3 separate regions of the Homo sapiens genome follow, and all the other regions are linked to region 3. A link is a contact called in ENCODE Hi-C data. All regions are on one chromosome and are shown on one strand. The core of a region is the stretch at or near the end of the contact, and the rest is flanking DNA. Distances in the headings are between cores, read along the strand shown.

What was found. A loop is a pair of places that touch in the nucleus more often than their neighbours do. Pooled maps may share reads with other maps.
Region 1: a pooled map shows a loop between it and region 3 (4-fold over the local background). The contact joins two enhancer-like sites. A Hi-C loop is called at or near these places in 1 of 168 maps with a recorded cell type or tissue (GM12878), 6 of 37 single-sample maps with no recorded cell type and 4 of 50 pooled maps.
Region 2: a pooled map shows a loop between it and region 3 (4-fold over the local background). The contact joins two enhancer-like sites. A Hi-C loop is called at or near these places in 3 of 37 single-sample maps with no recorded cell type and 3 of 50 pooled maps.

The regions. Positions count from the first base shown.
Region 1 is chr6:11,729,933-11,734,245 of GRCh38, forward strand. The region is part of intron 4 of ADTRP (androgen dependent TFPI regulating protein); the gene reads right to left. It overlaps LOC124901258 (a long non-coding RNA gene), which reads left to right. Exons shown (of 2, transcript XR_007059452.1): 2 at 126-1,315. Among named protein-coding and RNA genes, the nearest start is that of ADTRP, 47 kb to the right of the region's middle. RefSeq lists enhancers at 2,156-2,455, 2,736-2,825. Within about 2 kb of position 2,364, at least 17 of the 41 ENCODE cell types and tissues checked have a DNase peak (open chromatin) inside an H3K27ac peak, as active enhancers do.
Region 2 is chr6:13,301,081-13,305,227 of GRCh38, forward strand. It overlaps TBC1D7-LOC100130357 (TBC1D7-LOC100130357 readthrough), which reads right to left. Exons shown (of 9, transcript NM_001318809.2): 8 at 3,982-4,107. The coding sequence ends at 4,021. It overlaps TBC1D7 (TBC1 domain family member 7), which reads right to left. Exons shown (of 8, transcript NM_016495.6): 8 at 3,871-4,107. The coding sequence ends at 4,021. Among named protein-coding and RNA genes, the nearest start is that of TBC1D7, 25 kb to the right of the region's middle. RefSeq lists an enhancer at 2,021-2,070. Within about 2 kb of position 2,796, at least 33 of the 41 ENCODE cell types and tissues checked have a DNase peak (open chromatin) inside an H3K27ac peak, as active enhancers do.
Region 3 is chr6:12,592,034-12,596,357 of GRCh38, forward strand. No RefSeq gene overlaps it. Among named protein-coding and RNA genes, the nearest start is that of LINC02530, 8.8 kb to the left of the region's middle. Within about 2 kb of position 2,363, at least 7 of the 41 ENCODE cell types and tissues checked have a DNase peak (open chromatin) inside an H3K27ac peak, as active enhancers do.

The DNA of each region.
Region 1 (4,313 bases), core at 1,114-3,613, 860 kb before region 3:
TACATGTCAATCAATCCATAAAACCTATTCTGTTGTTTCAACAATGTGTCTCAGGCATGTCTCTCATTTCTGATTCTACAGTTTTACTCTCTTCATGCCGTTATTATTTCTGATTTCTGTTACAGGCATTTTGGTTGAATAAGAACTAAGGTTTGAACAGGAAAGATGAGAAGAGCAGGAGATGAGATACCCTCTCCTCTCCTAGTCCTCCACCTCCATCCCTCTTCAGTTTGGATCCTGGCTGGGCTGGACCCCGCATGTTGACAACAAGGATGTGTTGTGTGGCATCTTTTTAATTAATTTTCATATATGAATTTACAGGTAGGGTAAGGATTTCTTCTGTGGAAAATGGTGCTGAGATTCCAATCCCTGCTGAGTTGAGGTTATAAAGCTATGGTTGACCTGGATGATCTCAGTTGAAGGTCATATTTTGGAAACGGTAACAGTGGCTCTGGTAGGGAGTTCACAACATGGTTGGTTCTGAGCAGGACCAACCATGTGTTAGGGAAAATATTTATTCAATAGAAAAATGAATAAAAACCAGAAAGAGAAGAAGAGAATTGCTGATTCTGGAAATGGCAAGGTGGCTGGTCCTGGAACTCAGCTTAGTCCACCCCTTGGCAGTTTTTAATGTATTCTCAGGGTAAGATGTGTACATGTATTTGTAAATGAGGCATGAATTTAAAGAACTGTTACTTCTGGGAACCCAGGAAGCTTTGCTGAGGGATCTTACCCTGGAGAGCACAGTATAAAAGAAAGTAATTCTCTCTCTTGCCTCATAGCAACTACTTTGGGGAAGGGACTTTACAAACATCTGCCCCAAGGCTGGGTGACAGCTGCATATCTGTGCAGTGTTTGTACGGGGCATGCAATACTTTACACACTAGCAGGGACACCTGCAGCATCAGTAGGTTTCTGGTCTACCAAGAGCAGTGTGATGATGCACTCCAGGCCAGCTGGGGTGGTTGCTGTGGCGAGTAACATTGTTAATTCTACCAACACAGGGGGCTGATGGGTAAATGACACTGTTGGCATCAGCAGTGGGCATGGTGTGCTAACCCTTAACACTGTGCCAGGTGGGGATGTTGGACCCAGTGGGGATTACAGTTTTGCTATCTGTGTGTAAGAACAATGCTCAGAACAGTGTGCAGCATGGGTTGTGCAGTGCACGACAGGGGCATGTGTGAGCACTCAGCAGATTATTGGAACTCCTTGGAAAACTGGACCAAGACCTCCAAGGCAGAAGGGTGCTTGGGGATATCACTGGAACTGTGAAATAACCATACATAAAAACTAAGACATTGTGATCAAAGTACATAATGTGCTGGCTAGTTTTTATTTTTATATTGGTTTATATTTTATTTTGTTTCCCATCTCTTGTCACTCCAACTTATTTGAAGCACTATTGTCAAGAATGACATTTTAAAGCATAATTTGCTGGCCAAGTTACAAATACTGCTCACCCTTGCTTCCACTCCAAACAAACAAACAAACAACAGCAACAACAAATGCTCCCATTTTCTATACTATGTCCAACATCCTCTAGTCTGCCATCTGCAAGCCTTCATGAGTGGGTAGTTCCAGGGATATTTCTCATTAGTCTCTTTCACAAACAGGTCCAGCAAAGAGAATTACTGACCCTTGCTCTCACGCTTTCTGCACTCTCCTGGCCTTGGGACTGTGCTCCTTTTGTTTACCTTCTCTCATTTTTTCTAGCTCCAATCCTGCCGGTCCTTCAGGGCTCAGATCCAATGCATGCCTTCCACAGTGCCCTTCCCACACCGCTCAGCTGGATGCAAACTCTTCCTTTTCTGTGGCTCCTTGTGTTTTTTTTATGAGGTTTTACCACTTTCCATCTTCTGCACTTATAATTTGTATGCATGGGTCATCTCCACTTATTAAGGATAAACCCCCTGCAGGCTGAAGCTTGGCCTGATATAACATTGCTTTTCTGGGCAGGACCAACCATGTGTTAGGGAAAATATTTATTCAATAAAAGAAAGAATAAAAACCAGCAGAAGGAACATTTCTATTTTTTTGCTCCTCACCACTGCCTCAGGGAGAACTAGGTGAGGTGTTTTGGGGTAGGAGAGAAGGGAGAAATAAGTGAGCTACCATATTTAAAGGTGACTAATGCTTTCCAAAGGAAATGAAAGCTTTGCAGTCATTACTATTTTGCAAAGCTTTATTTTCCCACTTAGGGGAGAGCTCTTCAATTTTGCAATCTGAAAAATAACTAAAAGCAACCACCACATGTAAGGCGGTCCCCACGGTCTCAGGAACTATTTTTAGGTCATTTGAACATGGTTTCGGCGGTGAAATGCTTCTCCAGCTCAGCTTCAGTGCCGTTTTCCTGACTCATGTTCGTTTCTCACGCTCCCTCTGGCCCGAGCCCATGCTCTTTACCTCATTCGTGTTATGCCATTTCCCCATTTGACTGTCCAAACTGGCACATCTGACAGTGGGCCCATAGCCACTTCCCTAAAACGTCTCCATGGGTGTCTGCAGTTTGTAGAACTTCATGGCCATCTGTGGCTGTGAGGAGCCAGGGGCCCTGGAAACTGCGTAAGGGTGGGGTTGGCAGGCACCAAAGAGTCTGAGCTCCTCTAACCAGGGCGTGAGCAGAAATAGAGATGCTTCCATCAACAGGATCACATCAAACACCCTCCTTTAAGTGTCTATATTTGATTTGTTCTAGCAAAAATGGGGCTTAGTGGACCAAATACCAACTTAGCATTTTTCATGAAGGACGAAATCCCAAACCACCTCAGCTCCCCACTGGGCACTGGGGCTCACCCAGTCACGTTCCTGCTGGTGACAGGTCTCCATCCCTTCCCTCCACTCCCTTCATTACCAGTACTTTAATGTCTAATCCAAGCACATAGAGCTGGGAACAACACGTGAAAGATTTCAAAGTGCAGAGCTAGGTCAAGCTTTGTGCATGCCCATCCATCCAGCATTTAGCTGAATGGTTTTGCACACACTGGGAATTGAACAAATACCTGGCCATGTAAACACAGTGGAAAGACAACTGGATTTGGAGAGAGGAGACCTCAGTTTTAGTTGGCTCAAGTACCAGCTTTGCATCTCTACCCCACCTCTGCCATATGACCATGGGCATGTCATCTACCCTACTGGAGATTTAGTTTTCCAATGCTAAGTCATCTCTAAGTCACCTCCCATTGTTCACACTCTCTGATTTTATTTGTGGATTGACTGATGTTATCATCAGTTGGCTAACATCAACTCCCCTGAGTTACCAGCAATGCCACCAACTGGTCTACCTGTCTTGTTCCTCTTCAGTCTAATGTCCACACTTCAGCCAGAATCATCTTTCTAATCAGCTTTCTTACATAAACCACATCATTTCATTCCTCTGATTATAACACTTTTCTACAGAAAAGCACTTGGTTTAAAAGTCCAAACGCACTAATGTGGATTTACGACCTGGCTTTACCCTGTCCTCCAATTCAGCCATACCCTCAGCTCCTCCAGCCCTTTGCAGATGCTGTTTTTTCTGCCTGAAGGTCTTTTCCATGTCTCTTTTGACCTATTCTTATTCATTCCTTGGGCCTCAGCTTAGACAGTGCTTCCCTTTAAGAAGCCAGTCCTGCACATCTCTCTGTGTGCCCATAGCATCCTGGGCTTATGCCTATTACAGTCCTATCACCCTGTCTCCCACTGTCTGTTATGCTCCTCTTTCCCGGACAGCCTCTAAAGGTAGCAGGTTTCCTGAACTTCACTGTATCCTCCATATTTTAGCACAGTGCCTGGCGCTGGTGAACCACTGAATGGATAACGATGCACTTGTACCTGGCTCCCATCCTGTGGCATTTCTTTCTCCAACATCCTAATTACCTGCATCATGGGGACACCCGCCCAGGTACTGACAAACCAACCTCCTGGCCTCTACTACTCATTTTTATAGCCACTACAATTTTCCCCAATAACAGCAGTGGCCTTAGGTGCTTTTCATCTTCTTCATCCCCAAAAAGGAAAAGAAAAACAAGGGTCAGATATGTGAACTGAAAATCAACTTACAAGTCCTTAGGTAGAAGACATTAGTAAGTAAAAGGTAATAACATATATATGAACTACCAGATTTACACTTGGCAATAAAAGAGTAAGTTAAAGACCACCAAAAAAAATACAGCATACAAATTCATGTGTATAATCAGCTAGATTCCACTTTGCTTCTCTTCAACACATGCAAGAACAACAACAACAAAATCTTTATGTGTCTATACTCTTACCCCAATCCAGGTCCCAGATACTCTGTCTTTAGGGATATATTCCTTTGTATTAAGCCAGAT
Region 2 (4,147 bases), core at 1,546-4,045, 710 kb after region 3:
TAGGAAAATGCACTTTGAGCTTGGCAGTTAACAAATTTTCAGAGAAGGCAGAGCTGAGTTAGGCCTCCAAGCATACGGTAGATTCAAACAGAGACAGTGCCTAGCCACACTCTTGCAAATGATGCTCTTGAAAATATTAAATATCCAGAGTTCCATGCTTCTAAAAGTGCTTTCACAGCCAACTCATGTGATGCTCACAAGCACGCTGGGGAGGGAGGGATGTCACAGAATCACTGTTTGATGATGGGGAAACCAAGACACAGACTGAGTGATTGGCTTGGTTTGCAAAACTAGTGAGTGGGGCAGATGCTCATGCCCCCTGCCCGGTCCAAGGCTCTTCCTGTCACCTCTTCCATTACTAAGTGAAGGGGACACAGAATCACACATCTCACAGCAATTCTACCCTTCCTCTGGAGCTTCTGGACAGACTCAGTCCACCTTCTCCCTGGTGTGGCAGCACAGGAGTTGAGAGTTTCTACTAAAGATGTCTGGAACAAAACATCTATCTGTTAAATATGTCTTCCCTGCATGCTTGTACACTCCGAGAGGGCAGATACCATGTCTTGTTCAGCAATTAAGCTCAGTACCTGGCCCATAATTAAGACTGTATTCACATATATTTTGTGATTGAATGAAAACAAATAAAAAGACAAATGAACCAAACATATCGGTCAGAGGAGGGAGAAACGGGAGGTGGGAATGCAGGCCCACTGCGGTATAGCGTGCAGCCACCTGATGTTTAGGAGTGAATCTTCCAAAGCTTCTCCTCTTTGCTGCCCCCCTCTCAAATCTTCTTAGTATTATGTCCAGAGGGCAGGCAGAAGCAGGGAAAAGAGAGATGCTAAAATGTCCAGCAAGCACCAGCTTGCTACTTATTAAGACTCTAGGAAAGGATGATGGAGAAGACCAGGAAGTGACTCTGTGATAAAGCCAGTGCTTAGCGTGAGCTCTGGCAGTCCCGAGTGCCTGCCATGTAAGTTCCTGGTAAACTGCAAAGGAAAACCTCAGTATTAGGTATGAGTTGGAGATGTGAACCTTAAGCGCTTGCTATGACATTCAATTTGGAGTTGTGCTTAGGATGAGCTTCTAGGATTCTTGTGTGTCCTTCTCTGATGACATTCTCCAACTCCCTTTGTCATTGTCCTGGAGTAAAATCAGCCCCTGGGAGGGGGCTCCCCTTATGGGGAGTTATCACCTCATCTAGAAACTGTCCACTCACTTTTTAACCTCCCCAAGGCAAGGCTGACAGAGGGACCAAAGTGGAAAGGGCGACTGGTCGGGAAAGCCATGAAAGGCCAGCACCCCCACCGTGGTCCCCCAGAAATCACTACCACCCTCTGTTCTCCACACCGCCATCCATCACCCCTCCCTCCTACTCAAACTGGTGCCAGCTCTGGAGGAACATCAGCTGATCTAGGAGCCACGGCTTGTGCCAAGAGCCACGGACAGTTTCATTTGGCACACAGTCTCAAGGAGAAACGGCTCTTTGTTTTCACCAACAGAGGAGATGCCACCAACTCCTGCTCCCCAAATTCCCACACTCCTTTCCCTCTCTGTCAAGGGCAGAGGAAAGCACCTTCTGGCCCTTCTAGACCCAAAACACCCAGCTAAAGACAAAGGCTGCTGACCTTATGTGACCCGGGCAGATTCACTGTCCACACCCCACACCCCTCACCAGGCTCCCCAAAGGCTGCCTTGGCTGGAGAACTTGGGATGTCACTCTGCTGCTTACGGTCACAGAGCTCGAGCAGGCGCTGTCACTTGGGCCATGTGAGCCAGTGACTCATTTTAGGATCTGGTCCTGGGCATCTAAGCTCTTTGCTTACCCTCCTCATCCCCACTGGCTTCCCTCCAGGTTCTTCATTTTCAGACAGAAAACACCAAAACCTTGAGTCACCATAGGGACGTGATAACCACATGACAGGAAACTTATGCAATTCAAGACAGGGCAAGTGCCTGTCATACCCAGAGCTACAGTGCAAGAAGGTCCTCGGAGCTCCTTCAGCGCATCATATGATTTCAGTGTTGCCTCATAATTTTCAGGCGAACTTTCCATTAACAAAGAAAGTGCTTCATTCTCATGAACCCTGACCTCATTTCCTGAAACAGCCTTGACACACAAGCCTGTGTACACACAATCCTCTACACAATTATACCTCGACGCAATCCATCCATTCGATTTGTCAGCAGGCCAAAGCCACACCCCCAACACACACACACTCTCCAACCTTCCTCGGCCTTCCTTTCTCCTGGCCAAGAGGACTGAGATCTTCTCTCATCTGTGTTTAAGGCAAATCTCTAGACGGGAAAGAGCAGAAACTAAATTTGATCATGTTAAATTCCAGCTTTCCAAGGGCGAGGAAGAATCTCACATTTTAGCCGCAATAGTCTGTGACAGGAACCGTGGGTTGTAATATATGAAGGAAAAATTCTGCAGTATCCTGACAAAATGTTTTGAAGAAAAGGCATATGGATGTATTTTTATCAGGAACTGCGCTCCTCACCCAAGACAGCAGGCACAAACATTTTCAAAACACTCAGCTCTCAGCAAAGTGAAATTCTGCTATGAAGCGAAACTGGATGCTCATCCTCTCCATCCACCACTTTCTCAGGATGGGCCTTAAAAAAATCATTCCGCCAATCAGTGTTTTAATAAAAACTCTCAGATTGACTAACTTCAAGAAAAAATCGCCGCCCCACACCCTACAGCCAGAAAGGTTTTACCAAACTGGGTTTGACAGAATATACTTGCAGAATATTTATTTTTAGATCTCTCAGCAGTACAGTAAGAGTCTTTCGTTTCAGATCAGCTGGCCTCCAGCCAAAGCAGCGAAGTCAGAGGAACTTCAGCCCCTAAGCCTTCCTGCTCCCTAAGAGTACCAGCGCTCCTGCCTGGCTCCGGCATAAATGGTTGGCAATAAGTCATTTTTTATTAAAATTTTAACTCTAGGCAGCAATTTTGCTTTAAAAGGTTTTTCTTTGGAGTGCATTTTTATTTTAAAAAATTAAATACTCTTGGATATGTTAGTATTCAGAAGCAGCAGATTTCAACAGCTCACACTTTCTCTGAACTTTTTTTCAACAGATATTTCACACACTAAGGAGGGCCTGAATTCTCAGAATTGTACCTCTATAAGTTCATAGCTGCCCTCGTCTTTTAGGGGGTGGGTGGAAAATCCAACTCACCACTCAGGCTCTTGCAGGTCTGAAGGCTAAACCGGTGTGAAACAAAGGGTCCCCTTTCACTCACTACTCCCAAAGCCGGGAACTATCCAGTGAAGAGTGGCCATGCCATTTACGTGGCACAAGGTGGCCCAGGGGTGATGAGCTGTTCACCTTCACCGGCCATTTCTCTCACTGCTTTAGTGCGTGGCACAGTGCACCCTAACATCCCACATTTAACACCCCATCAAGAAAAATGTGAGTGCAGCAAAATATCCAACAAGTACTTGCTCCTAGGAGCAATTCAAACACATTTTGTTCAATAATGGTTTCATTCCAACTGGCCCAAAGAGAAAAAAGAGTAAGGAATTGTTTAAAGCCTGTTTAGCAAGATGAAGCCTCAGAAGGCAGTTGGCTTGGATTTAAACACGTATTGCATCAACAAAAGCCAAATCTGAGGTGTCAACAAAAGGAAGTCACTCTTATTCTAGAAACAGACCTTGAAAGTAACTAGCTTGGTGCTAATTAGAGACAGGCAGGGCAGGCTTAGTTATGCACTGCTGGTTAACACACCCACTCACCCTGACTAAACCGCTTTAAAATCAGGGAGCTATTTTCTAACAACCCTTTTGAAATGCTATTCAGAGATGAACTTTACATTTCTATGTAACTGCAAGATGCTGCTCGCCAACACAGCAACACCAGGCATTTCAATTAAATAATTTTATTGGGGGAAAAAAACCACTTTGAGCACCAAAGCAAGAAAAGTGTATTATTCAATCAGTTTCCCAGATCACATGCCAAGAACACAATGCTCACTGTGGTGCCTGGCAGACGGTCCACAACCAGCGGGTGCGTTCAGCTTGAATGGACCGGGGTCCCACAGTGTTTGTGCCACAAGTCAATGGCCTTGCTCACGATCGCGTCTGAGCTGTCCTGGGGAATCTGTGGGCAAGCAAATCAGTCTTTGTGAAATTTCAGTGTT
Region 3 (4,324 bases), core at 1,113-3,612:
ACAGTGGTTACCTCTGATGAGGGGCGGGAGAAGCAGTCTTTGAGGTTTACCCAGAAAGATTTAAGGTGTGGCATATATTCCATTTCTAAAGCTCAGTGTTGGGCATGTGGGTGTTCATTCTATCAATATTCTTTTTTTTTTTTTTTGAGACAGAGTCTCGCTCTCTCACCCAGGCTGGAGTGCAGTGGCACGATCTCGGCTCACTGCAAGCTCCGCCTCCCAGGTTCACGCCATTCTCCTGCCTCAGCCTCCCAAGTAGCTGGGACTACAGGTGCCCGCCACCATGCCCAGCTAATTTTTTGTATTTTTTAAGTAGAGACAGGGTTTCACCATGTTAGCCAGGATGGTCTCGATCTCTTGACTTTGTGATCCGCCCGCCTCAGCCTCCCAAAGTGCTGGGATTACAGGCATGACCACCGCGCCCGGCCTATCACTATTCCTTAGAGTGCAGTTGTATTTTAGTTTCTTCTGTGTACGTGTGATATACTCCACAATGAAAATAAACAAATCTATACTTACCATGGCCTTCTCATGTCCAGAAACCCCTCGAAATACCCTTATCCTTTACCGCTGGACCATTTGGGTGGGAAATGATTACAAAGCCCTATCTTAAGCTTCATCAATGTGATGGATTAGTTTTAAGGTTTGAATGAACAAGATGATAGAAAATGAGAGAGCGCACTGGCTCCCCAGGTGGGCACAGAGGCTCAGAGGATAGGAATTTAGTGAGTGCCACTGTCAACATACTTCACATAGTTGGCAGTTTTGCCTAACATGGTCTCTGCCTGCAGAATTGCCACAAGTTGGAAATCCCACATCAGTCACCACTTCCTCGGGGACATTAGTTGTTCATGTAAATTCCGAACAATGGAAGCTGGCTTTTCATCCATACGGAAATGGAACACAAAGACAGAGCCCTAGAAGTGGAGTGTGAGTGCTGAGGATTTTCCCTAAGCCTCTTCCCTTCCACATGTGTTGATGTGTGATGTGTTGGTTAAGTATTTGGAAAGCACATCAGGTTTTAGTAATTTTTTTTCTCTAAAAAGAACAATTTGCTCTTAGAAGAATGACAGTTTTCTTTCCTTATTACATGAAATCACCCTCTGACCCCCTAAAAAGCAGAGATCTTTTGTAGGGATACACACAAGTGTGAAAAACTGAAAAGCAGAACTGGTAATAATGGACAGAAAATTAAAGAGAGCTGTCACCTCTGTCAAGGGGAAGGAGGACATGATCATGGAGATTTACTAGGTGAGGAAGGTGGTTCTGAAATACTGGCAATATTCTAGTTCTTAAGTGTTATTCTTTAAATGGCACATAAACGTTTCATAGTCTCCTTTGCATATATTGTATATTTCACAATACATTTTTATTTGTTTTATTTTACCTGAAGTTCTACCTAGTTGCCAAAAAAAAGCAGAAGTAAAAAAAGCTTTGCCAAAGAACCAGGATCAGAACCAAGCAGACCAGTAGGAGAGAGGTTTTTCTTTTTTTTAAAATTTTTAACTTCTAATTTTTGTGGGTATGTAGTAGCTGTATATATTTCTAGGTTCCAAGAGGTGTTTCGATACAGGCATGCAATGTGACATAAGCACATCACAGAGAATGGGGTATCCGTCTCCTCAAGCATTTATCCAGAGAGAGATTTTTCATGTACACCAGTACTCTTCTTTTCAGGTTTCAGCCTTTTAAATACATAACTTTCACAAGAGATGTTTTGAATGTTTTCCCTTGACCTTGAGAAAGAAAAGCATTTGCTGAGATGTTGCCTATGTGTGAAAGGGAGGGGAATCCTAGAGGAGAGGCCACTGAGTTTGCCACCCAGTTGACGCATAAGAAGCAACTTGAGAAGGACTCCAAAAGCAGCAGGTCAGCAAGTGGAAACCAGCATTGAATCAGCTGAATGGGTACCTGGAAGTGGGGTGAATGTTAAGTGTCAGTTTGCCTGCAATCGCCCCCGCTATGTATTCCTGTCCCAGAGTAATCATTAACAGCACTCCTGTTAGTGGCAGCAAATTTGTATGGGTCTGCAGCAACCTCAGCTCTCGCCTCCTCAGAAGAAAGCATTCAACTGAGGGGCCTATAGCAGAGTAAGAGACCGAGGCAAGTTTGAGAGCAGGAGTGAAAGCTTATTAAACAGCTTCAGAACAGGAACAAAAGGAAATAAAGCACCCTTGCAAGAGGGCCACGTGGGCAACTTGAGAGCTCAAGAGCGCTATTTGACTTCTGACTTGGGGTTTTATATGTTGGCACGTTTCTGAGGAGTTGTGCCTCTTCTCCCCTGAGCCTTTCCTTAGGGCAGCCTGTCTGCATGAGCAGTGACCTCCCAGCTCTTGGGAGGGGAGGTGCCGTGTGTTTACTGGAGTTGTGCGCATGCTCACTTGAAGCATTCTTCCCTTATCAGTCGAGCGTTCCCATAAGGTCATATCCAGTTAAACTCTGCCATTTTGCCTCTTAGTTTACAGGTGTCAGCCCACTTGCCCAGCTCCTGAGATCTTACTGGGAAGCTGCTGATCACCAGTTTCAGGTGTTTCTATTGAGAGACTGCCTTTCCCTGCATGGGTTGCAACCAATGATTGTTTTAGAGAGACAATTGACAACTGCCTGACCATCACCTGACGGTTGTTTGACTTTCCCATGCGGGGGAGTGGGGAAGCCTCTCTTGCTCTGCTCATCTCTGCCTGACTACCTACTGTAACACTTCTTTCACTTTCAAAAGTGTCCCAATTTGACCATAAATAATGTGGTTAACCCGTACATAAAGGAAGAAATGTAATGTGCTGTGGGAGGAGAAGGGCTCATGCAGGAAGACCTCTTAAAAAGGGACTATCTAGGGCTTAGATGCTGTGGCTCTAATTGGCAAAGAAGTGTGGTAAAACTTTTAAAAAAAATATTAAAGAGAGGAAAAGAAGGAGAGAAGGAGGAGGATAATTATTTTTGTGTTTATTTAGATCTATACAAAGAAACACACAATGGAAGTAGTAATTTCTTTGACCAACTTTTCTTCTGCTTTGAGCTTCTGAAGAGCATGCCTGGGCTTTCTTTCACCTCAATTTCATTTTCATCTGAGATAAGTAAAAGATATATGGGAACTGGCATTATCTAAGTTAATTTAGAGATTAGGGTGAGTTCATTTCCAGCTCTTCATCTTGCCTGTGGAGGAAAGGCTGGAAGCTTCCTACTCTTTCACATCACAGAGCTTGTGACCTGTAATTTTTGCTGTTTCTCAATCTGCATTCTTGTAGCTTTGTTCATTAATGGAATGCTGTAATTTATGAGCTTTCCTCTTTTGACCCTTTAAGAGAACTTTATCAGCATTCTCTAATTTTATTAACAAAACAAAAGAAACTATTTTTAGGAACGATGATCACATAAGGCTGAACCCAGACCATCCCAAGCAGATGTTGCGGTCCTGCAAAGTGGTCCCGTGAGGTAGTTGCTCCAACACGTGGTCTCAGCTCAGAAGTCACTGTTTTTGCAAACGTTGTCCTTAAAGGAGGAACAAGGTGCAGAACTTTTGTTTCTCTTTTCCTTTCTTTTGAAATATCAATTTGCCTATAACCATAGGGTAAATAACAGTCTATAGGAAAAAGGGGAAGCGATGTAGAGTTAAACAGAGGAAGGAGTAAGCAGAAAAAGTAACAGGTCACACAGAAACCAAGAAACTACAAGTTATAATGATGGTGGTTCCGTTTTCTTCCTGCATCTATGATTTCGAAACGGGCTAAATTGGGATGGGTAAGATCTAATTGGGATTCCCCCCAGATGCAACATCTTTGTGAATTTGTGGATGGGACCAGATAAGAAACTCGTGGAGGAAGGAGATTCAAATGAGCAGATTTCAGTATCCTTCAGGCAAACCCAGCCTTGAGTATTTCTCAGCTTTTGGAGATCCCAGGAAAAACATAAATGATGGAGTCACTAGGAGATAAACAATGTAATTTGACTCAAGAGAATGGGCAGAAAATCAGACACCCTAGGAGAAAAAAACAACCTGCTATTTGTAAATTTATTCATGGTGGTCAAGATCAATAACAGCAATCAAACGGTTTAGTTGCACGGAGGAAAACTTTATTTACTGGTCCCAGGCATGCTAAGCTCTGCACACAGATTTCCTGGGTGCAGGAGGATCACCTAGAATTAATTGTAAAAAGTTGCATCATATCCAAGACGTATTTGTCAGCAAAAAGACTCACACAAGAGGTTTAAACTGATGAATACCCACTCTGATGGCTCAGTAAATACTATCAGTGATGCCTTAATTTTTCTTGGTTTTAAGGATGTCTTTCTTCTATATAAGCACTTCATTTCTCCCTTTTAGTTG